3 separate regions of the Mus musculus genome follow, and regions 1 and 2 are each linked to region 3. Evidence: chromatin loops called from intact Hi-C (ENCODE). Cell type or tissue: left cerebral cortex. All regions are shown on one strand.

Evidence for each region. Hi-C counts contacts between places; a loop is a spot of excess contacts. Peaks named below come from ENCODE experiments on the same cell type or tissue, not always from the same donor. Only the 100,000 strongest peaks of a DNase experiment are listed, where the experiment ranks them.
Region 1: a loop joins it to region 3, with 3 times the contacts of the local background. A loop is called at or near these places in 5 of 42 quality-filtered maps.
Region 2: a loop joins it to region 3, with 2.4 times the contacts of the local background. A loop is called at or near these places in 2 of 42 quality-filtered maps.

Annotation. Positions count from the first base shown.
Region 1 is chr8:126,940,710-126,948,709 of GRCm38, forward strand. It overlaps Tomm20 (translocase of outer mitochondrial membrane 20), which reads right to left and starts at 5,212. Exons shown (of 5, transcript NM_024214.2): 1 at 4,895-5,212; 2 at 470-516. The coding sequence starts at 5,015. Rbm34 (RNA binding motif protein 34) reads right to left here. Exons shown (of 11, transcript NM_172762.3): 11 at 6,463-8,000. LOC115486982 (a long non-coding RNA gene) reads right to left here and starts at 4,888. Exons shown (of 2, transcript XR_003947623.1): 1 at 2,888-4,888; 2 at 675-753. LOC115487043 (a small nucleolar RNA gene) reads right to left here and starts at 4,271; the gene lies at 4,138-4,271. In left cerebral cortex, a CTCF peak has its summit at 4,950; DNase peaks (open chromatin) are centred at 4,219, 5,267 and 5,915; H3K4me3 peaks cover 2,805 bases; H3K27ac peaks cover 2,183 bases.
Region 2 is chr8:125,945,780-125,953,779 of GRCm38, forward strand. It overlaps Map3k21 (mitogen-activated protein kinase kinase kinase 21), which reads left to right. Exons shown (of 10, transcript NM_145608.2): 10 at 1-1,660. Among named protein-coding and RNA genes, the nearest start is that of Gm31069, 7.2 kb to the right of the region's middle. In left cerebral cortex, a CTCF peak has its summit at 4,663 (motif pointing right); DNase peaks (open chromatin) are centred at 1,301 and 4,694.
Region 3 is chr8:126,417,848-126,425,847 of GRCm38, forward strand. It overlaps Coa6 (cytochrome c oxidase assembly factor 6), which reads left to right and starts at 4,654. Exons shown (of 2, transcript NM_174987.4): 1 at 4,654-4,983; 2 at 7,156-7,588. The coding sequence starts at 4,840. The coding sequence ends at 7,251. Gm51604 (a long non-coding RNA gene) reads right to left here and starts at 4,523. Exons shown (of 2, transcript XR_003947620.1): 1 at 4,422-4,523. It also overlaps a transcript of Tarbp1 not described here. In left cerebral cortex, CTCF peaks have their summits at 3,858 and 4,554; DNase peaks (open chromatin) are centred at 4,594 and 5,295; H3K4me3 peaks cover 2,076 bases; H3K27ac peaks cover 1,471 bases.

The DNA of each region.
Region 1 (8,000 bases), 520 kb after region 3:
AATATTTTTAATTAAGTAGATAAAAACCTACAGTCATTAAAAATTGTAAACTAAGGACCTATGAAAAGAAAAAAATGAAAATTTATATTCTACAAATTACAATTTGTTTTTTTAAATGTCAGAACCTGATATAATTCTGATCCATAGGTGTAAAAACCTTAAAGATCTGTGGGACTAACACACGTGGTTCTTTTGCTACTGTGCTGCCCAGGCTGCCTCTAACAGAGCTTCTCAAACTAGGATTAAAGGTTACTGTCGGAAGGAAGAAAGGAAAATCCAATCAAATGCTGTATTTTTTAAAACCATTTTTAAGTAGCCGAGAACTTTAACTCTTCATGTCCATCTCTGGAGACTCTCATCTTGCTGCTTACCCAATTAACATATTTGCTCTTACCACCACCAAAGGAAAACACAGGAGGCTTAGAGAGCATGCAATCTACACGCAAAAACACAAGACTATTTTCATTACCTTGGAAAGCCCAGCTCTCTCCTTAGCAAGCTTCTGTTTCTTTCTTCCTACAAGAAAAATAAATTAAAAACTTGGCTATCATCATTAAGGATCAAGACATCTAATTGCTGCAACCATCATTAATTCTACAAAACGTTCCTGCCTCCAGAATCCCTGCCTCCCTGGCGAGTGAACTGGTGTTTCTAGGTAGGATCTTTCTCTTTTCTTCTGCATCCCCAGGTCCAACAATTCAGAAGACAGAGACTGTCCCAACAGCTGTGCAGCAGCAGAACAAAGCCCCCTTTCTAAATAAAATAATTAAGCCATTATTACTGAAATATACAGATTCCAGCTTTACTATTAAAAAAAAACAAAACAAAACAAAAAAACTATCCCCCCCCTTTTTTTTTGGTTTTTCGAGACAGGGTTTCTCTGTAGCCCTGGCTGTCCTGTAACTCACTTTGTAGACCAGGCTGGCCTCAGAAATCCGCCTGCCTCTGCCTCCCAAGTGCTGGGATTAAAGGCGTGCGCCACCACTGCCCGGCAATCTATCCCTTCTTAAGCCAAATGGTTCAGTAAAAGTAAGACATTTGATTGACAAGCTCTGTGACACACTCAGGCTTACAACACTGAGGCTCCTACAGCTTCAGCTCCCAAGTGCAGGGTTACAGGCAGGCTACTAGTCCCAACAGTATTTACACATTTGACCAAAAGAGAAGGGCAAGAGGTTGAGCCCCATCCCGAAATTGTTAACTACGGGCTGGTTAGTTAACAATGGCTTCGGTGCTCTGCAACAGTATGCCCTAAGAAAGAATTGTTAGCTTATGGGGATCACTGCCAGGTTTATATTCAGTGCCTTACACTTACACCAGAGTGAACCTGGTACTCAATAAAACTCATCCAGTAACTCATCTAGTATCTGTAATTATGAGGCTTCCAGCAGCCTTGGAATTAACAGATGTAAAACATGTGGTACGAGAACCTAGGCTCATATCCTGCCATTCTGGCATCCTATCGTTAAATACCCAATACCTAGAGAGTAACAATTACTCAATACAATGACCTAGACAACAGCCAGGTGGTACAAGTGACAGGCATTTTCTCTATGCACTAGATAGGCAAATTGTAAGCAAGAGAACTTAACTCTCCAAGATCAGTCTTGCCAAGAAAAGCAAAAGCCATCAACCAAGCAAAACATCTCTGAAAACCTTAAAGTAGTCTATGAATCTGAGTCAACTGGAACTGAAGGACCTGTTGGCTAAGACCTAAAACGTAAGTGATGAGCAGTTACTCAAGCGCTTGACTCCAGACCACCTTGTCTTCCTTTACCTGTATCACCAAAGACACAGCATGCGGATGAAAACCACCTCACAAAGCAAAACTGGGTAATAAGGAATGAAAAATACAATATGCTAAACCAGAATTTTGAGAAAATAATAAAAAGGCAATGAACTTTATTTCCACAACCATCTACCCAATGCAGGACATGGACATAGAAGATAAAGATAAGATCCTTAATGTGTTTCATTTTTAACAGGATGACTAGAGTTCTGCCTTCAGTTTCATAAGACTACCTCTGTAATAAAGTCACAATGGTAAACAGGCTGAAAGAGTCACACATTCAATTAGCAAGGATAGTTATGTGTTGATATAAGCCTGAGACACTTGTAAATCTACCAAGTTTAAACAACTATATTCATTAAACAAAAAACAAAGCCAAACTGTAAGCCAGGTGAATGCCTTTAATCTCAGCACAGGACAAGGGGAATCTCTGAGTTCAAGAACAGCCAGGATTAGAGATGGTGTCTCAAAACAAAAGCATGCAAAGCCTAAATTCAGAACCACTCCAAATCCAAGCAAGCCATTATTTAAAACAAATCACATATTTAGTGAATTCCTAAGTGAAGTATCCTTCACAGTGTGCAGTATAAATGAGGCGCACCTAGGGTGGGAACAGTATTTAGAAACCTCAGATCAAGCCTTAACACCAACGGAGGTGGGGTGGGGGTAATGAAGTCAATCTGAATTAAGACATCTAATTTCGGGCTGGTGAGATGGCTCAGTGGGTAAGAGCACCCGACTGCTCTTCTGAAGGTCCAGAGTTCAAATCCCAGCAACCACATGGTGGCTCACAACCATCCGTAACGAGATCTGACTCCCTCTTCTGGAGTGTCTGAAGACAGCTACAGTGTACTTACATATAATAAATAAATCTTTAAAAAAAAAAAAAAGACATCTAATTTCAAATCCTAAATTTAAGTCCCTTTTCATTAAAAGGCAAACCGACTTAGAACACCATCCTTTCATTGCAGATGTACATGTACATCAAAAAAATTAAATTCATATTATTCAAATTCTTAAGAATCACCCAACTACATAGTTTAGAGACTTGTGAATTTACTGCTACTTGGTAGCAAAAATTTGCCAAAACAAACCAACCTTGTAGCATTCACTAATTACCGATCAGCAACAGTACCAAGGACTTCTGAAGTGTGGCTTCCCTCTGCCTTCTTGTCACTGCTGCAGTCAGTAAGTCACTGAAATCAACTGGTTCTGACTAAAGGCAAGCGGAGAAAACAAGCAGTCTAGCACAGAAAGCCACAGGGAGGAGCAGAGGCGGAAGGCCTAGGCTGCAGAAGGCCATGGATTCAATCACGGGAAGGGCAAAAAAGTTAATACTGCAAAGATGATTTTGAAAAGAACACCCTTGCAGGGCGTTATTGCCGCGCCTTTAATCCTACCATTTGGGAGGCTGAAGCAGGTTTATCTCTGAGTTCCAGGCTAGACAGGTCTGCAGAGTGAGCTTGCCTCAAAAGTTTTTGTTTTGGAGACAGGGTAGCCCTGTCTGTCCTGGAACTCAATTTGTAGCCCAGGCTGGCCTCAAACTCAGAAATCTGCCTGCCTCTGCCTCCCGAGTGCTGAGATTAAAGGCGTGCACCAACACGCCCGGCTTCAAAAGTTTTAAACAACCATAATTTTCCTGAAACAACTTATTTCTTCAACCAAAACCACTTTCTCAAGATTTCCACCAAGGCTTTCCAAAGGAATCAATCAGCCTGCTTAGCTGTCTCCCAATGTGTAGACCCACAGCCCCAAGACACTGAGTAGACTTGTGGACCCAAAAGTCACACTTAACAGTCCGCATTTATGGAGCCTTCCGTAGGTCAAGTACTTATCCCACCTAACCAACAAGAGGCAGCTTGTACCACCGTACTTTACAGTTAAGGAGATTTTTAGTGAATGCTGCTGGTCAGTACGCAATCTGGTCCCCAAAACGCAGTCTATAAATCCAAGATGCATTCTTCGCATTACTCTACCTAGCCATCGGACAAAAACACACTCTCCTTATCTCCCCACGTGAAGAAAACGATGAGGCTACTTGGGGCCTACGGGCTCAAAAAGTCCTGGAAGTCCTATAATGAGTATTAAAGGATGTACGTCTAATTCATTAGTCTCCGACCATATATAACTACGAAAAATTAAAAAACTCATTTAGAAATTCGAGAGAATGGAGTAACTGACTGACTGCAGCCCCCAAGAAAGCGAAACAAAAAAGGCCAGATTATTCCAACAAATGTGCTTTCAGACTATATATTGAAAAATAAAGAGTCTCTGTAAATTCATGGGTGGATCACATGTCCATGACTTCCCAAGGCGTGCCAAGATTTCCCTCCGGTAAAACTCTTTGAAGATGTCGCAGGTATGAAATAAGACTGAGCCACGTGAGGAGCGCAGCCCTTTGGACTCCCCCGCACTTTGTCTAGCATTCACTCATATCTTGGAAGCACCAGAGCAAAGCTGCCAAGAGGGTTTAAGAATGCAAGGACGACACCCCACTGTGCTAGTGCTGGGGCAGCACCGTCGACGGGTTTGCTGAATAGAGCACCACCGCCTTCGGGGTAGGCACCCGTCTGAAAAGCTAGCAATGAGAGGCACCAAGAGTTCGAAGCCGACCTACCAACTGCAGCAGTCCCCTGTCGTAAACACACATAAAGAATGATTGTTTTCAACGGTGACTGTTATAGAGAAAGGCTCGTGCCTGTTATCACAGCACTAGGTTGAAGCGGGGGGCTGGGGAGGTGGTGGTGGTGCTGGCTGCCACGAGGTCGAGGCTAGCGCGGGTTACAGCCTGAGCTACACAGGAGGACCCTGTCTTCAACACAAGTTGAGTGGGGGGGAATGGAGCTGGGCGTGGTGAGACCTTGAAACTGGAGGATAACCACCTTAACCTGAGCTAAAGACCTGTCTCCCACCCCCCATCCCCCAGAATTACAGAGCTGGGGAAAGGCAAAAAAGTGCTACCCCTCCCCCGAATCAGCATGCATTCCACCGCCAGCAAGATGGAGCCAGGTCGCCTCCAAGATGGAGGCCCGCGGGCACAGGCGGGACCCTGGCCGCAAGAGCGCGACGCCGGGGAGCACTCGGGGGCGCGCGGGGCCCACTCACGTTCTCGAAGCCTGTTCTTGAAGTTGGGGTCACTCCGCCTTTTGCGGTCGAAGTAGATGCAGTACCCGATGAAGAGGGCACCGCACACGCCCGCGGCGATGGCGCTGTTCCGGCCCACCATCTTCGCTCGACTGGGGCGTACGCCGGGCCGCGGCAGCCCGCCTGGCAGCGGTTAGCTCCGACCGATCGGAGCACGCCGGCCGCTCGCAGCCGCCTGCCTCCAGTCCAGACGGAAAAGGCCGAGCGCGAGGACTTCCGGCGCGCGAGGACCCCGGGGGAAGGTCCGCGGCGGGCTGTCCGCGGCGGTGCCTGCGCGGGAACGCCTGGTGCGCACGCGCAGATGGACCCAGTCTGCGCGGCTGAGACGCCAAGCTGGGGGCGGGGCGTGCACTGCAGAAGGATTTGTGCGTCATCCCGTGACCAGGGGGTCAGGGGCAGCACGTGTTTGTGGCGTGCTGAGTCAGAAGCCTCTAATCCACTGTCCTTGCTAATGAAAGACGAAGGTGGGAGCCGGCTGAGAACAGCATCTCATCTCACTGTGTCCTTCAGGAAGCCTGTGACTTGAAGTGCATGCGTTTGCTTTTTAGGTTTTTGAGACGGGCTCTCCCCTTGTAGCATAGTAGGGTCTGGAACTTGCTGTGTAGTCTGCCCTGGCCTCGAACCTGCAATCCTTTTGCCTCATCCTCTGAGCTGTGGTTTTAAAGGAAGACCTGAGCCGCCTGATCTGGCAGTATTTGCTTTGTAAATTGCGTTGTGACTGAGATTAGACACAATGATTGACTGCAAAATAATTTTATGATGTAGCCCTGGTGCGGAGAAGAAAAATGGGTTAATTCGTTCAAAAAAATTTAACCTGTAAGGAATGCAGAAGGGCAAAAAAAAAAAAAAAAAAAGTCTATGGGTGGCCCTGATTTGTGCCGTCATTAAACTGCAGTCTTGTCGTTCTCTCCCTCCTCCACAACCCCCATCAAGATTCCCAACCAGCTCGTTACTAATGCTCGAACCCACCCACCACACTTGTGGCTGGCTTTTGAAGGAAAGGCAGTCTGGTACAGCAACTGCTCCCTTCACTGAGGAAACATCGAAACCTGGGACAGTGACAAGCTATGCTGCAGTCTCTGAGAATTGGGTACAGTGATAAGAGGTAGCCGATGCAAGCCTTTCCTGCACCTCTCATTGTAAGAATGCTTTTTTTTTTCATTTATGCATATGAGTGCTCTACCTGCATGTACACCTTCGTACCAGAAAAGAGCATTAGATAGCATTACAGATGGTCGTGAGCCACCGTGTGGTCGCTGGGAATTGAACTCAGCACCTCTGGAAGAATAGCCAGTGCTCTTAACTGCTGAGCCATCTCTCTAGCCCCTTTAAGGATTTTTTGAAGCTATGTTAAGGGAGAAAAAAAGTTTACAAGAAAAAAATGTTTCATACTCATGACTAATCAGTACTTAGCCAGCACTTTTATAACAAAGCCAACTTCTATCCACTCTTGACCACTTATATACATAGTCTTGTGGCTATTAAGTATTTTATCAGATAGAACGTACCAAGAAATTACACTAAGCATCTTTAGAAAATTTCCTACAAAATACATTTTTTAATGATTTACACAATCATAGTAGCACACACATTCTAAAGGAGGAATTTCAACAGTTACACAGTACCGAATTCCAAAGTATCTAGGGCCAGTGAGATGGCTGAGTGAGTCCATGCTTTGGAAGGAGAAAACTCCAGAGTTTTCTTCTGGCCTCCACATTCACATCATACACATATTAAATAAAGTTACATCTATGCATGTATATAACCTGCTCACTCACAGGAGCTGTAAGTTGTACATAGATTATATATGCACGCACAATCTAATGTTACATCTTTATATAGTTTATGCAAAAATGCTCCAGAGTGATCAGGTAAAATTGCTGAAATTTAACTGAAAAGGTTCTAAATACTGTAAGGAAAACCAACCATAAATTATCCAGTCTTGGATACAGGAAATAGAGCTTTCTCTGCTGTAAAAGCTACACACTTTTATTTATTTTTTAATATTTATTTAATGTGAGTACACGGTAGCTGACTTCAGACACACAGCAGAAGAGTGCATCGGACAGATGGTTGTGAGCCACCATGTGGTTGCTGGGAATTGAACTCAGGACCTCTAGAAGAACAGTCAGTGCTCTTAACCACTGAGCCATCTCTCCAGCCCCACACTTTTATTTTTTACTTGTATATATGTGTGTGTAGGTTATGTTAGTGAAAAAGTGCACAAAGTCTGGGGAGACTAGAGGAGTTGGACCTAGGAGCTCAAGTTACAGACAGTTGTGAACTGCTTGACGTGGGTACTAGGAATTGAACTTAGGTACTCTGAAGAGCAGTGCATGCTCTTAACCAAGAAACCAACTCTCCAGCCTCTAGAGCTATGGGGTTTGTTTGTTTTTTGTTTAAGATTTATTTATGTGTAAGTACACTGTAGTTGTATCCAGACATTCCAGAAGAGAGCATCAGCCAGGCATGGTGGCGCACGCCTTTAATCCCAGCACTTGGGGGGCAGAGGCAGGCGGATTTCTGAGTTCAAGGTCAGCCTGGTCTGCAAAGTGAGTTCCAGGACAGCCAAGGCTATACAGAGAAACCCTGTCTCAAACAAACAAACAACAGAAGAGGGCATCAGATCTCATTACGGATGGTTGCGAGCTACTATGTGGTTGCTGAGATTTGAACTCAGGACCTTTGGAAGAGCAGTCAGTATTCTTAACTGCTGAGCCATCTCTCCAGCCCCTAGAGCTATGTTTTAAAGACCTCATTAGGTTTTCTACATGGCATTTCCCAAAGACAGAACTTTTACAACTAAAAGAGTGAAAACTTATCCTACCCTCTTGCCTACTGGACTCTGCCTGCCTGAATCAGCCTTGGCTTCCTGCTTCCCCCACTTCATCCTGGATCCAGCCCCAGCTTGGTAAGATGTGTCTGGAACTTAGGGAATGCAGCACCATGTTGTCATGTCATTCAACTTTAAAGACTGCAGTTTAATTAACATCATTTATTAGATGCTGTCTTTAAACTTTCTGGGACAGCTGTTTCATTCTGAGTGATACTAATTTAAGCATCACAT
Region 2 (8,000 bases), 470 kb before region 3:
TTTTGAAAGTTTGATCGAATATATTATATTGTTGTCTCATGTAACCAAAATGCCCTAGAACAACTTAAAGGGAGGCACTAGTTACTCGGCTCATGGTTTTGGAGGGATCAGTGCAACAGTGGGAAGGGCTGAGTGGGCTGTCTTCACATCACAGAGGACAGAAAGCAGAAGAGGGGGGAGACAGGAAGAAAACAGGGCAAGGTTTTTTTTAGCAGTAACTGCCGAGCATCACTGAGACCAGGCATTCATATTTGGCACCCTGCACAAGGCCACTCTGTAGGTTTCCCTGAAGAAACGGCTCATCATTAGTAGCCAGAGGTGGGAAATTCCTTCATGCTCTTGTAGTCTTTAAAAATTAAAAGACCCATGGCTGGTTATGTGCGAAGAACCCGTGTGCTGTGGACATGCATGTTGTGTGGTTTTAAGTCTCCCTGAGCCTGCAGTTTTGCCAACGCTAACAACACTGCTGTGCAGGAGATGGCAGGACAGGTTTCCAGTCAGCTTTTCATGCTCCACTGAACTCCGAGTCAACATGTGCATCTGTGAGGGTGAGCAGGCATGGCGGGAAGACACAGATGACTTCTGGAAGTGACTTTGGGGAGCAGATGTGATTGGAAACAACTTAAAGCTATTCACGAGTCACCTGCGTAACTTCACAGAGAGAGCGGTGCATCATCGGGGCTGGGCGACTGACTCTTCAGGAGCTCAGTGCCCTTGTCTGGGTTTCTTGAGTACTGTGATCCCCTTCTGTCTGTCACCAGAACATAGTTATTTGAGAGGCAGATAGTAAATACTTAAATTCTGACACAGTAGGAAGCTAAATTATCCGTAGCCCTTACGTCTTATTTAACATTGTATCTCGACTTACCGATAATAGCAGGAATTTAAAGGGGATTAAATAGGTGCGATGACAGATCTGAGTCCCATACAGGCTTGTCAGCAGGTGACCTTCGGGGAAGATCTCGCTGCCTGCTCTACGCAGGTTTCAGGTGCTCAGAGCAAAACTTTAGGTTTTCACCAGACTTCCTGTGTTGTTTCCACTCTCCGACTTTGCTTCACCTCAGTGTTTATTAAATGGTCTAACAGGGGCGCAGTTGGCTCGACATTTGTCACATTGGGTAGACCATTTGGCCTCTTCTCTTCACGAGACGCTAAAAGTAAAAGACGTGCCCCCAAATACCCAGTGCACGGAAGGAAAATACTGAAACAGATGGTGTGCTCAGCTTTGCTTCTGCCCCAGCCTTCCTCAGAGTGTGTGTATGACGGAGATGGTGAAATCAGACCTGTCTATGTGTCACGTCCTCTCTAGCTCTGTGTTCCAGCCTCCCTTCTCTTCATTTTGCTCCACTGTGATGAATTTAGAAAGGAAGCCATGCTAAAACATAAGGAGCCAATCCGACTCACTGCTGCTGGGGTTTTCACTGACATCCCAGATTTTCGGTGCATGCTACACACCTAGCAGGACCTGGACTTTCATTTTCTGTGGACCTTGGTGACCCAATAGATCATTTAATCTGGTTCCTACTGACCCATACTCTGCTTTTTCCTCTCACAGCAGACTAACATCTGGGGTCCGGACACGCTATGATCAGAAGCCTGTGGCTGACAAAAATGTTTACATATGTTGTCTAGTTTTTTAATAAACCTTTTTTTAAAGCTTGTCTGTTGGCTTAGTGGCTTTGATGTCCTCCTAAATGGTCACAGTGGTTTGCTCTGTATTCAGCGAGGAGAGCATGCAGGGGTGAGGCTTGCTGTGCTGATGTGGAGACCTGAGTCCCACCTCCAGGACCCTTGCAAAACAGAAAGTCCTTGTGCTGTTCCCTCGTGGTCCCACAGAGAGGTGGGGATCTGGGACTCACTGGACAGCCTGTCTAGCGGAACCAGCAAGCCCCGGGACTAAGGGAGACCTGGTGCCAAAAACACGGCGGATGACCCCTGAGGATTAACACCTAAGGGTGGCCTCTGGTTCCACATGCATACACGTGTGTCCAAATGCATGTGTGCATGCACACACACACACACACACACACACACACACACACACTCATACACACACACCTATGATATACACACTCAAATATAAGAATAAATCAAAAAGTTTAAATCTAGTTACATGGGGTGCCTCCCGCATGTGTTCCCATCTAGTTCTCCACGGCCACTACCTTGAACCTCTTACTCATTTCCTGGCTGCTCAGTATTATGTCAGCTTGGCACAAGCTAGAGCCATCTAGAAGAGGAACCTCAATGTAAAGGAAAGAGAAAAATCTCTCTATTAGACCGGCCAGTAGGCAAGTCTGTGGGGACACTTTCCTGATGTGGGAGGACCTAGGCCATGAAAGGCAGTGCCACCCCTGAGCAAGCCCTGGAGAGCTAGTAGGTAGGACCCCTCGGTGGTCGCTGCTTCAGTTCCTGCCTCCAGGTTCCTGCTGAGTCCCTGCCCTGACTTCCATCCATGATAGACTGTGCTTGGGCAGTGTAACGGTCCAAGCAAACTCTTTCTCCTCCCAAGTTGCTTTTAGTCATGATGCCTTAGCATAGCACCAGACAGTAGCTAATCCACTTCCAAACAGGGGCTCACCCGCTTTTATTTTCACCTGGCCCTAAATGGCTTAGATAAAACCCCAGACTTAAGGCTGGAGAGATGGCTCAGCGGTTAAGAGCACTGACTGATCTTCCAGAGGTCCTGAGTTCAATTCCCAACAACCACATGGTGGCTCACAACCATCTGTAATGGGATCTGATGCCCTCTTCTGGTGTGTCTGAAGATAGCTACAGTGCACATATATAACAAACAAATTAAAAAAAAAAAAACAGATTTATACCCTCCTCTAGTCACCCCCACCCCATCAATCTTCTCAGTAAAAAACCCACAAGTGTGAGTCAGAGGCCTCCAGTACTGAAAACCTAGCCACCCAGAGACATCTGTATAGCTGAGGATTGTCCATAACTGGATGATTTCCACCTTGCTGATAAGCTGAGCCTTAGGGCGATTAGGTAAATTGCACTTGAATCCTGCCTTGCCTATCAACCTCCAAACCACAGGGGAGGAGAAGTCTGCTGGTTATTGGTTGGTTTTCAGTAAGTGTTACTGTTGATAAGTGCGTCCAGGGGCAGCTCAAAGAAAGCAGTGTGGACTCTGGCCCCTGGAGGCCTCTGCACGCCACCCTGAAAACCTGACACGGGGTTGGCATCCGCTGTGAAGAATTTCAGGCTTTTAGTTTAGAGTATGCATTCTTTTAGAGAGAGACATTTCCTAGAAACCGGCTCATGACAGAGCTGATGTTGCCAAGCCTGAGTTCTGCAGGGCAGGCTATGGACCCGGGGAGGAATGGAGGTTACACAGTGGCGCCTGCTCTAAATGTTTCCGACCCTGAGATTAGAGGGTGCAGCTATTCAGTCCTGTCTGTCACTGTGAGCAAGCACTGGCTGAAGCACCCAAGGGGGGGTGGTCCTGTTTGGGGTCAAGGAAGGTATGGAGGGCACTGTGGACCAACTAGCAGCAGAGGGAGCTTGGAGAAGCTGAGCATCATGACAGCAGAGGGAAGCAGAGTATAATGGTTATTCCTGGTTGTCACCTTGACTAAATCTGGAATGAATGACAACCTAGAATTGGAGGGCACACCTGTGATCTAGATCTTGAGGCTGGAAGACATAAGTTTCTGACCTGGATCTTGGCATGGAGATCTTGAGGCACAGCGGCTATGAAAAGCTTAGGCCCAGGCAAGGCAGTGCACGCCTTTAATCCCAGGAGACTAAAGCAAGGAGCTCTCCGAGTTCAAAGTCAGCCTGGGACAAAGCAAGTCCCAGATCCAGGCATGGTGGTACACACCTTTAATCTGGGCCACAGCTTCTGCTGGAGACCTACACGAGGACATTGAAGAAGGAAGACTCGCTCTTCCTTGCCTGCTTGCACTTACTTGCCAGCACATCCTTTGGAATCTCCTTCTACAGAAGACCAGCTGAAACAACTGGCTTCGTGGACTAGATCCTTAGACTTCCATTCACAGCTGACCATTGTTGGGGTAGTTGGACTATAGTCGGTAAGTCATCAAAACAAATTCCTTCAATATAGAGAGACATTCCCTAAGTTATGTGACTCTAGAAAACTCTAATACACAAAGAAAAGCTAAAGCCCTTGAAACCCACCCAACCCAGTGGCCTATATCTGCCTGTTGTGCCCATGTCCAGAAGGCTCCACTGCCTTCCGAGGGTTCAAACACAGGAGCCTGTGGAGGAACAGCTAGGCACTGACTAGTTTTGGGCTTAGCCACGGTGTAATTCAAACATATTGATTGTTAGTTCAAGTCTCCAAACCATCTGGGCTCTTGATGTACTGAGGCCTCTGATAAAGGCACCCTCCTGGTGTGGGTCCAGCTCGTTTATAGCCAGACACAGAGTGGGAGAGACTCAGGCTGGTGGAGGCACCCAGGTGTGCTTCACTGAGACCGAGCTCACCATCCGGGTCTGTCTCTGGAGTTTGCAGCTACATACGGGATACAAGCGTAATTCAAGCCCACGAACTTGGTAATGCTGGTTTCTCTTCACCCAGACTCAAAAGTTTCCAACTATGGAAACCCGCTTTTGTATTGGGCTTTATGCTTCCTGTCCACGAGGTGGCGCTAACTACACGTGACGGTAATGTTGGATTCTCCTCACCCAGACTCAAAGTCGCAAACGTTTTTGTATTGGGCTTTATGCTTCATGTCCACTAGGTGGCGCTAAATACACATGACTTCACAGATCAGGGCGCTCAAGGGCTTGGGTGGAGAATCAGTCACAATCACCCTTAGAAGCAAAAGGCTGAAGGACAGGGCTTGGGAAGATGTGGGATGGAGGGGAAGAGAATGAGTCATTCGCAGCACGTGTGCGGGGAGGGGAGCTCTCACGTGTAGCTCAGCTGTGTGTCTGCAATGAGCAGGATTTTAAAACTCCAAGCAAGGACGGTCTCCAGTGTTTGCGCTCAGTTTAGGCAGAGGTGAACCGTGTCTCAAGTAGAAGCTGCTACCCCCTCCTCAGACACTAGCAAAGGAAAGTACTTCCTTCCACATCAGGGTTCTCTAGTGGGACAGAAACAATGGGATGAGAATCTAGGGGAACCCAGAGGGAAAGGAGGAGGGGGAGGGGAGGAAGCAGAAGAGGGAGAGAAAGATTGCATGTGTGTGGAATGTACTGGTGTGTGGAGGTTCAAGGACAACCTCGGGGTTTGCTCTTCAGGAGACATCCCTCTTGGTTCTTTGAAATGGAGATTCTCTCTGGGCTGGAACTCACCAAGTAGGGCTAGCTGGGCTGGCCAGCAAACCCCAGAGATACACTTGTCTTTGCCTCTCTGGTGCTGGGATTGCAGGTGTGAATCACCAGCCCTGGGTTTTTGAAATGTACCCTCTGGGGGATGAACTCAGGTTCCCTGGGTTTTCGAGGCGAGCCCTTTACCAACTGAGCCATGCGCTCGGCCGAGATATACAGCTTTTAAAGCTACACTGTCTTAGACACTCTAGGTTGTGTGTCGTAACTACACACAGGATAAGAGGCTTATTGGACATGTCCCAAGTACTTGGTCAATAAGGAACCCCCAAGGCCTAGAATTTCCCATCACATTCCCTCTGTGGAGATCTGTGGGCCTGCAGCCCAGTCTTTAAACCTTCTCCTTCCCAATTCACCTCTTATACTTGGAATTGCCTTTACCTGCAGTTACACAAAACCTGCGGCTGAAGTCAGGTCAGGTAACGTAAGAGACTGGATCTGTGGGCCCTGTGTTACTAAGGAGAGAAGACGGTATAACCCCACGCTTGCTCACGCTCTTGTCCTGTAGGGGAGCCAGCTGCTGCTGGAAGATAAGGGAGATACAGTCACACCTGCTGGGAGGGAAGACCCAGCAACAGTGGGGACAAAGGACACAAGCAGAGAGAAACACGCTCTGCCTTGGCCTTCAGGAAGGGAGTTGCAGATCACCCGAGTCTCCCGTGCTTGGATGTGGTCTCCGGTTTGACTAGGAAGCACAGCACAAGTGACAGCCATGTTCTATGCATGTGTCCATGCGTGTTTCTATTCGCCCACACCCACTAGACTCTACATTTAAATGGGGGCATTTTACTGAATGTTCACCGCATGCCTCTCAGTGCCTGACAGCCAGGGCCACACCACCCTGAGTAGCTGAATGAGCTGGCTCTATTGGTCATTGCATTGCCACCAAGCAAAACCTCCGGTGGGTGCCAGGAACTGGTTACATCTTGTTGACTCATTGGCCAAAGGGGGTCCCATAGATGCTTCCCTAAACGTTACAAGCTATTACCAAGGCTATTGGGTGCTCTCTACAACCTGATGGTTAGACTCCAGTGCTGAAGAGAGCATTTCCTTACATCATTGGACATGGAAAGGCCAAGCTGGTGTCTTACTAGCAGCTTCACCCTACTTAGCATTCATACTGTGATGGTGTCTGCATGACACTGAGGAGAAACATAATAATCTTTGTTACCCGGCTTGCGACATAGAGTGGTGGAATAGTGAAACAAATTTTGTGTGAGCAACCAATCACGTTTTGATTGGATGTAAGGCCCATACCTGACACTGTTAAAGCGGCCAAGAACCCAAGACTATACGGGGCATGTGCATAAGAGAAAACATATTGCTATCATTCTGCCAAAGAAAGAGCGATAACATGACTCCTGATGACATACTCGCATGCTCACAGATCAGAGCCTCTCTCCACCCTCACCAGAGAAGCCTCTTCTTGCTGTAGGTGGGAATCAACACAGGGACCCACAACTGGGCAGTGTGTAGAGTGAGAGACTTTGAGGCGCTCAGTCCTAAATAGAATGTCTGCATCAGTCCCTTCCCCTACAGTTCAGAGGTTTATGTGGAAGAAGAGGCAGAAAGATAACAAAGGCCAGAGGTAGTTGGTGGCTCTGAGGAAACAGCCTTCCAGACACAGCAGGGTAGATGTACGTAAGAACTCACAGAGATTGTAGCAGCTTGTGTACAGGTTCAAGTCGGATGGCGTCCCAGCACTGAGAGGTAAGTGGACACGGGGTCCCGCCTCAGCCAAGATTCTATATGTAACTGATACCTGCTGGCACATCACCCACGCCTTCACTTTCACTTACAGACTGTGTCTCTTTGTTGTGATTTCTGACATCAGCAACCAAAATCATCTTAGATTCCACGGTATCCTTTCCCCCTCCTGCTCAGAGGCCAGGACTTCTCCATGGCGATATCCCACTGAAACCCAGCCCATTTTTTTTTTTTCAACATGAAAAGCATGGTAAGGGAATTCTATTGACCATTTCATCGAATCATGATTGACCGGGGACAGTTCCGGTGGGAGAGAGATACCTTACCATTAACATCCAAAGCTGCTTTGCATGGGCTTGCCCTGGTGGCTGGTTTGTGCTGGGGTCTGGAGTAGTTAATAACAGGTTCATGGAAAACAGATTCAGTAAAATCCCTTCTCTCCCCTTGTGCCCAGATGCAACTGCAAGCCAATGTTAACAGGCATGTTACACGGAGGCCACAATGGCTCCTGTGCCCCAAAGGGCAGAAGTGTGGGGGTGGGGGCTTCATCCAAGGAGAAGAAATTCCCAGGGTTCCAGGGAAGCAAGGTGTGATGGTTTGTATATGCTTGGGCCAGGGAGTGACACTGTTGGAAGGTGTGGCCTTGTTGGAGTAGGTGTGTCACTGTGGGCATGGGCTTTAAGACCCTCATCCTAGCTACCTGGAAGCCAGTCTTCTGCTAGCAGCCTTCAGATGAGGATGTAGAACTCTCAGCTCCTCCTGCACCATGTCTGCCTGGATGCTGCCAGGCTCCCACCTTGATGATAATGGACTGAACCTCTGAATCTATAAGCTAGCCCCAATTAAATGTTATCCTTATAAGAGTTGCCATGGACATGGTGTCTGTTCAAAGCAGTAAAACCCTAAGACACAAGACTTCTTTTTCTTTTCTTTTTTTCTTTTTTGGTTTTTCGAGACAGGGTTTCTCTGTATAGCCCTGGCTGTTCTGGAAC
Region 3 (8,000 bases):
TTCAGGTCAACTCCACGCGCTTGGACCTGTCCCTGACCAAAAGATTACCCAATTGGATCTCCTCAGCATTTTCTTTCTTTAAAAAATGGGTGGGATTAATATTATTTGGAGATACACTTTGCTGTGGATTAGTGTTGCTTCTTTGATTGGTCTGTAAGCTTAAGGCCTAAACTAGGAGAGACAAGGTGGTTATTGCCCAGGCGCTTGCAGGACTAGAACATGGAGCTCCCCCTGATATATGGTTATCTATGCTTAGGCAATAGGTCGCTGGCCACTCAGCTCTTATATCCCATGAGGCTAGACTCATTGCACGGGGTAGAGTGAGTGTGCTTCAGCAGCCCGAGAGAGTTGCAAGGCTAAGCACTGCAATGGAAAGGCTCTGCGGCATATATGAGCCTATTCTAGGGAGACATGTCATCTTTCATGAAGGTTCAGTGTCCTAGTTCCCTTCCCCCAGGCAAAACGACACGGGAGCAGGTCAGGGTTGCTCTGGGTAAAAGCCTGTAAGCCTAAGAGCTAATCCTGTACATGGCTCCTTTACCTACACACTGGGGATTTGACCTCTATCTCCACTCTCATTAATATGGGTGGCCTATTTGCTCTTATTAAAAGAAAAAGGGGGAGATGTTGGGAGCCGCCCCCACATTCGCCGTTACAAGATGGCGCTGACATCCTGTGTTCTAAGTGGTAAACAAATAATCTGCGCATGTGCCAAGGGTATCTTATGACTACTTGTGCTCTGCCTTCCCCGTGACGTCAACTCGGCCGATGGGCTGCAGCCAATCAAGGAGGGACACGTCCGAGGCGAAGGAGAATGCTCCTTAAGAGGGACGGGGTTTTCGTTTTCTCTCTCTCTTGCTTCTTGCTCTCTTTTCCTGAAGATGTAAGAATAAAGCTTTGCCGCAGAAGATTCTGGTCTGTGGTGTTCTTCCTGGCCGGTCGTGAGAACGCGTCTAATAACACTGGGTGTGGAGCTATGGTGGACATTTCTTGCACACACTGTCCACACTCGCACATAGATCAGGAGGGAACACACTTTGACATTCCTTCATGGGTGGGAGGCTCTGTGGTCCTTGACTTGGCCACACCCCCAACAGCATTCCACCAGGCCCCACATCTTAAATATCACACCACTTCTTAACACCACTGTACAAGAGATCGATCATTCAATACATGAACCTAAGCCCTCTAAGCACATTCACACCATATCCAAACCATAGCAACAAGTGCTAGAAATAAATCAGAAAAGTAGTAGTAGAGCCCACAGTCAGGTGGTATGCTGTAATCGGCTGCTTTCAGTAGCAACAGATAATGTCAGGCTGGCAACATCTGTGAATTTGAGTAAACAGCACAAGGCAAGCTATGCATATGACTGGATGAATGAATGGGTAAAAACATACACATAATAAAATGTACATGCTTGCATAATTAATAGCCGGCTAGATACACAGAGACAAAAGTAGAAACAGAGCAACAACAGATGCTAGATACGCACAAATAATAGGGATAGAGAGAGTCAATGGATGATTTAATAATAGGGGGTAAATGATAGATGAAAGACAGGAGATGAATAGACAGACCCAGTGCAGACGTTTCAAAAACAAATTAGTGGAGCTGTCCACTGGGGACCTGAAAAAGGAATATTTATTTTAAGGCCCAAACCTGGTCTTGCTTTTCTGACAGAAATAGTAACTGAAGCTGTGAGGTTAGATCAACTCGACAAGGAAAATAAGGGCTGGGGGGGGGGGGGGGAGGAAACAAAGAGAAGGAGGGGAGGAGAGGGGAGGATAGAGGAGGAGAGGGGAGGGGAGGCGAAACCTTGCAGCACATCTCTAGTTAACAGGAGGAGAACACCAGGACAGATGGACCTGGTGTTCAGAAGGGTGTGTAGCAACACTGAAGTCAAAGGAATCGGCCCCATTTGTGTTCCTGAGTAGGTGTCTCTGATAACTGCTTTGAAAAGCAGAGTATAAATAAAAGTCTGTGGGCAGCAACAGAAAAACAACACCCTACAACGGAGTCTGTCCTGCCCTGCCACCAGGAGTTTGGGGATCCACTCGGTTCAGACTGGGTGACTCGCACAATTTCTTGTGGCTGGAGCTGCCAGCACCGCCTGCCTTCCACCCTTGTCCCTGACCTCTCTTCACTGGCTCTCCATTTTACACCCGGGCTGGGCGACCGCACACCTGCCACCTTCTTGTGGCACTTACATTCTTTTACTGGCCCTGTTGTCTGCAATATTTTGATAATGTGCACGTGGACTTTGCTGTTGTCCATTCAAACCTCTAGATTCCTTTTTGGTGGTTGAATCTCCTGAGGGGATAAGTCAGGAACCCGACTACAGTACACTCATTTTGGCAGTATGTCTCCTCTCTGCCTCAGTCTCATCACAGACAAGGAAGAACTGTGGCTGCATGAGTGGTATATAGCACTAAACACTGCCCAAGAACAGATATAGTAAACACATTAAAGTCAATAATCATATTTTATATGGTGGTCATAATTATCTTCTTGTAGATCAGCCCCAACAATGATAACCCTTCTTGGGCCTATACTTTTGGCCAGGACTCTCCTGGGCTGACTTTTGGCCAGAAAGAACATATAAGATGGTAAACACATTAAAATTTAGTAATCAAGCTCTCTATAATGGCTGCTATTATCTTTCTGTAGATCAATTACAACAATGATCAACTCTCTTGGGCCAATTACTTATTCTATTAAAACCTGGGCACACACATTCATGCAGAAAAACATAAACAAAACATGTGCATGGCTAAAAAAGTGCTTAGAAAGCAAACGCCCAGGTCTAGGAGCAGAACCCAAAGGCTTCACATTCAGTCTCTGTGTGCCCTTCCTGATCAAATCTCTCCTAGCCCTAGAGACAGTTGTGATAATCTTTGCTGCCCTTTATGGTTTTACTATTTATGTATTTATCCTTAATACTGTAGTGGATATGAGTATCTGCATTTATTGCTGTGGTTACCAGTGAGAATATCGTGAGTATCTGCATATATTGCTGTGGTTACCAGTGAAGATGTCTGTCAATATCTGCATATATTACTGTGGTTACCAGTGAGAATATCAGTATCTGCATATATTGCTATGATTACCAATGAGGAAGTCAGCATCTGCATATATTGCTGTGGTTACCAGTGAGGATGTCTGTCAGTATCTCCATAGATTGCTGTGCTAACCAATGAGGACGTCAGTATTTGCATATACTGCTGTGGTAACCAATGAGGATTCAGTATCTGCATAGACTGCTCATTTTCTCAGCAGTGTTGCATCTGTCTTGTGCACCTTTAGAGAAGGAAAGGGTTTCTATGTCTTACGGTTTGTAGGTATAGTGAATGCCTGCACTGCAACTTGTCTTTTCTGTCCATTTCATGATGCTGTTTGGGTTTGTGTAGATGAGTGGGGCTAAAAAAAAACCTTTTCAAGGCTGCATGCATGTAGTACCCCCATGCATACAAAATAATAAATTTTTAAAAATTAATTTTCAACCCCTAAATCATATTTTCTCATACAGGTCCACCAGAGTTTTGAATAGGACTTTTTTTTTTTTTTAATATATTGGCAAGACACTGGGGAACATACAATGCATAATGTCTAACACCTTCAACAAAGTCTTGGATGGCTCCCATAATCATGTACATTAATCCTTCTACAGCAAACCCTCTTAGTTAAGTGAGACATATAAAGCATTATCACACCATTTTATCCCTCTCCCTCCTCTTCCTCTCTCTTATAAATCAATGAGTTCCAAGGAGTTTGTTATTTCAGAGTTGGGGAGGTTCTGTAACTAGTACAAGTTAACAGTAGCAAGAATACAGGTAGAATTTAATTAGTAAAAGTCGAGAGGAACCTCCTGGAGGAACTATCTGGAATTTGTCTGTAGAAGGATTTTCAGTGCAAATTTAAATTTCTACTAGCACCATCTCTCTAGAAACTGTACACTTTGCTAAACTTCATTTGTTTATAAGAGCCTCACTTTCTTGTCATCTACAGAGCTAAACTTCACTACTGAAATTGCTACTGTTATTTCAGTTTCCAATGAATTCTTGATTATGACGGTCGGGAAGAGATATACAGACAGCTGTGGCTGGCTGCGAACATCACTGCTTTTATTTCCCATTTCATTCATGTCTGCTCTTGATGTACCATTATGCACAGTCATAATTGCAGCCATATCGATAAAATGAGATAAATATACGAGACAGGGTTTCTCTGTGTAGCCCTGGCTGTCCTGGAACTCACTTTGTAGACCAGGCTGGCCTCGAACTCAGAAATCTGCCTGCCTCTGCCCCGCAAGTGCTGGGATTAAAGGCGTGTGCCACCACGCCCGGATACCTTTTTATAACCTGACATTGATAAAAGGCACAGGGAACCTCTAGCATGGCCAACCTCAGCTTCACCCTCACCCAGAGTCGGCGCTCTCCGGCGAGCTATCCCCTTCTCACCACACTCTGAGAACGGAGCTTGGTGCCGGCTCGGCCGCCTCCGCCAATTCCGGGTCCCTCTTCAGCCAATCAGGGCAGCCGCAGCTACAGAGGGCGGTACCAATCAGATATTAGTTTCCGCCCATAGGCCACGCCCCTGGTGCCGGAAATTATCCGCCGGAGAAACGGACTCGGCCGGAAGTCCCGCCCTTCTATTTGCAAACGGAGGCCGGGGCAGGTCAATCGGCGGCGGGTACTTTCGCAGTGAGTTTCCCTGTGCAGTCGGTGGACCTGCGGGGCGACACCGCCGTGCGGGAACCACAGTCCACACCGCTCTCCCACGTAGGCTGAGCCCCGGTCGCATGTTGCGTGGCTTCCCGCGTGACCACTGCAGGCAGGAATGGCAGCCCCTTCCATGAAGGAAAGGCAGGCATGCTGGGGTGCGCGCGACCTGTACTGGCGCTGCCTGGACGACAACGCGGAGGACGCGGCCCGGTGCCAGAAGCTGAGGAGCTCGTTCGAGGCCAGCTGCCCCCAGCAGTGGGTAAGTCCCGCGGGGTGCAACACATCCCTGCGCGCACCCTCACCTTAGGGTGGGTTTTGAGGAGCAAGGTCACGCGTTGGAAGTCACCAGTTAGTTGGTATTACTGGAGAAAATGACAGCGCTACCAGACTCTGGAGAAGGGACCTGGTGGTACAGCGCTGTGACTTCTGCAGGCGTCCATAGCCTTTCTCACAGCTCCTCCCCTAGAGCCTGGTCATATTAAGCAGTCTGGCTCACTCAGTATTAGTTCTTCCCTCTCTTCGCCTTGTCCCAGCCTCTGTCGACTCCTATAAAGACTGAGAGGTGTGTCCAAAGACACTCGTGCATGAGAGGGTGGGGAGGAGATGGAGGATCATGGGAATGTGTTCTGAGAGAGACACTTGGATTCATTCGCTGGGATTTTAAATTCAGCCTTGGGAGGTCTTGCATCCAGATTTATGCCGCGGGAGTCATGCATCAGAGGAGAAACATTTCTCCAGGATGAAGCAGCCTCTGTAGTGGAGGATTCGAACTAAGATCCTGAAGTGTACGTGTACTCTGCTCTACAGCGGTCCTATGAGAAAGATGTGGGCATGTGCTATGCAGGGACAAGAGAACCACAGCTCAGGGTGGCTGGTGCACCCACAGGTTCGGGAGGAGAAACACCCTAAGAGGTGCTGAGTTCTGGACAAGCTGTTGTCAACACCAAAATACTGCTCTCGCTTCAAGGGCTAGTCTGTTTTGTAGCCAAATATGAGTGACTGGCTCAGGAACAGAGTATGAGGTTTTCCCCAGATACCATTTGGCAGAAGTTTTATGCAGTCTTATGGAACAGAACAAACGGTGGAAACAAAAGGTAAGTTTGTTACAGCAAAGGAAGCCTTCTGGTTGGTGGAAGCCAGTGGTCTGTTAAAACATTACAGAAGGTTTCACCTGTCACCAGGGTGTTATGTCAGTCACAGAAGAGGGCAAGGGATTAAGAGAGCTTAAGAGTAGAGAGAGCTAAAGACAGACCTGGCAGCAATCAAACCTCTCCGTAGTCACTCCCGTTCTGATCAATCAGTCCTGTAGAAGGTATGGCTTGTCCCACCCCATTTAAGTTGGGATGGAATGCCTAAATTACCTTTAAATGTAATTGTCTCTTGGGGCATTGATCCTGACAGATGTTACAATAATTTGCCACAAAATGTGAGGGATATCATATGCTTTTTAATCTTATATCCTTTATGCAACACCCATTCTAGTGCAGTTAGTTCAAGATTGACAGACAGACTGAACAGATTTATGAATACCATGTCAAATACAACAGAGGGACAGAGGCCATCAAACCAAAGGGACTTAAGGGGAGGGATGAGGCTTCAGAGGAAGCAGTGTTGTGACAGGCTTAGTGGAGCTGTATACAAACAGTTCCTTACCCACTCTGAACTGGGGTCCTGTTTCCCATGAAGTTAAAGATTGAACATCGTGTTCAGAAACTGTTTGAAACCTACACCTGGGTTGGCAGTCAGGGCTACCTTTGATACTCTGGGCCAGAGGGTGCGCCATTCAAATCTGCCTGTTATGCAAGAGAACACGATTTCTCAGTGAACAAGGCGGGGGGGGGGGGGGGTCCATTAGGGCATACACTGAAGGCTTTTAACAAGAGCAGCATTTTCTAGTCTCACAGTGCACATGTTGGGGGGGAGGGGGTGTCCTGCATTTGTCCTGTCTACAGGTGCTGGGTCAGTATCACACCCCATGAAGAGAGAGGAAGCTGTGAATAAAAACCCCAAATCTTCATAATGTGACTAGTTAGTCATTTGTCTGCCTCCCCAGATGTGTGTGCTTCTAGATAAAACAGAGTTGAGAAAAATGCCAGGGGCAATAACTTATTCGACACACTGAACCTATAGCCAGCAATCATCTGTAAAACTGAAAGTTTCCTGACCTACTAGGCCCCAGTGTGCATAAAACTGTTTCATAAGTTCCCAGGTCGTTTGGACACTAAACAGAAACACTAGTCATGAAGGATAGACTCCTGGTTCTTCAGGCTTCTTAGAAGCTGACTAGACTCCTGACTCAGGATTCCAGAATACAAACTACCATCCTGCTTCAGTATCATTGATAATGAGTAACATGCTACGTTTAAATCTGTGCTTTTGATTCCCTAAGCTGTGTAACTTGCTCTAATGTCAGGCCTTTTTATCTCCATAGATAAAATATTTTGACAAAAGAAGAGACTACTTAAAATTCAAGGAAAAATTTGAAGCAGGAGGATTCCAGTCTTCACAGTCGACTGAAAATTCCTAGGCTCTTTCTGGACTTTCACACAAGTGGAATTTACTCCTCTGGACTTGCAGAAATGATTCCAGGACAAAAGCAGCTTGAGTCACAGTGTGTATCAGCACTTGTTCTCTGTAAACAAGAGTTACTAAATTGTTGGAATAGCAAAAGATCTCATCATCCAAACTATGAAGGACTGCCTTAATTAAAGTGAGGGATCTATTCTAAGAAAAAGCATAAAATCATTATATAAAAAGTTTATTATAAAAATACATTGTTTATTTTCCTTTCCCCCTTTGGAATAAGAGCTGCATATTAGGCAAATATAGTTGCACATAAAATAAATAAAAACTAAGATAGGTTATTCTGCGTGCTTCTGGCAGTTAGCACTTTAATACAAAAACTACACAATGAAGTTGGATGAAGTTAACTAATCAATGGGTTAACATTTGTTCAAATGTCCTCAGTGATCAGACAATACCTGGGTTGCTACCTACTTCAGTAAGACAAAGAAGAAATAACTATGTAGATTGGGAAGGGAAAACTGGGTCTATTCAAAGATGATTAAGAAAATGCCTAAGGATGCGCTCACAAATATGGAGATAATACTCACAAGTCACATATTTCTTTAAGAACTTGAATCCAGAATTAAAAAACAAAAAAATACCTCATGATTCTTGATAAGATAACTGATCCCATTTAAAAAGTGGGCAAAAGGAGCCTCCTTATCATTAAATATTAGAATAATGGAAATTAATGCCATACTGCTGTGTCAC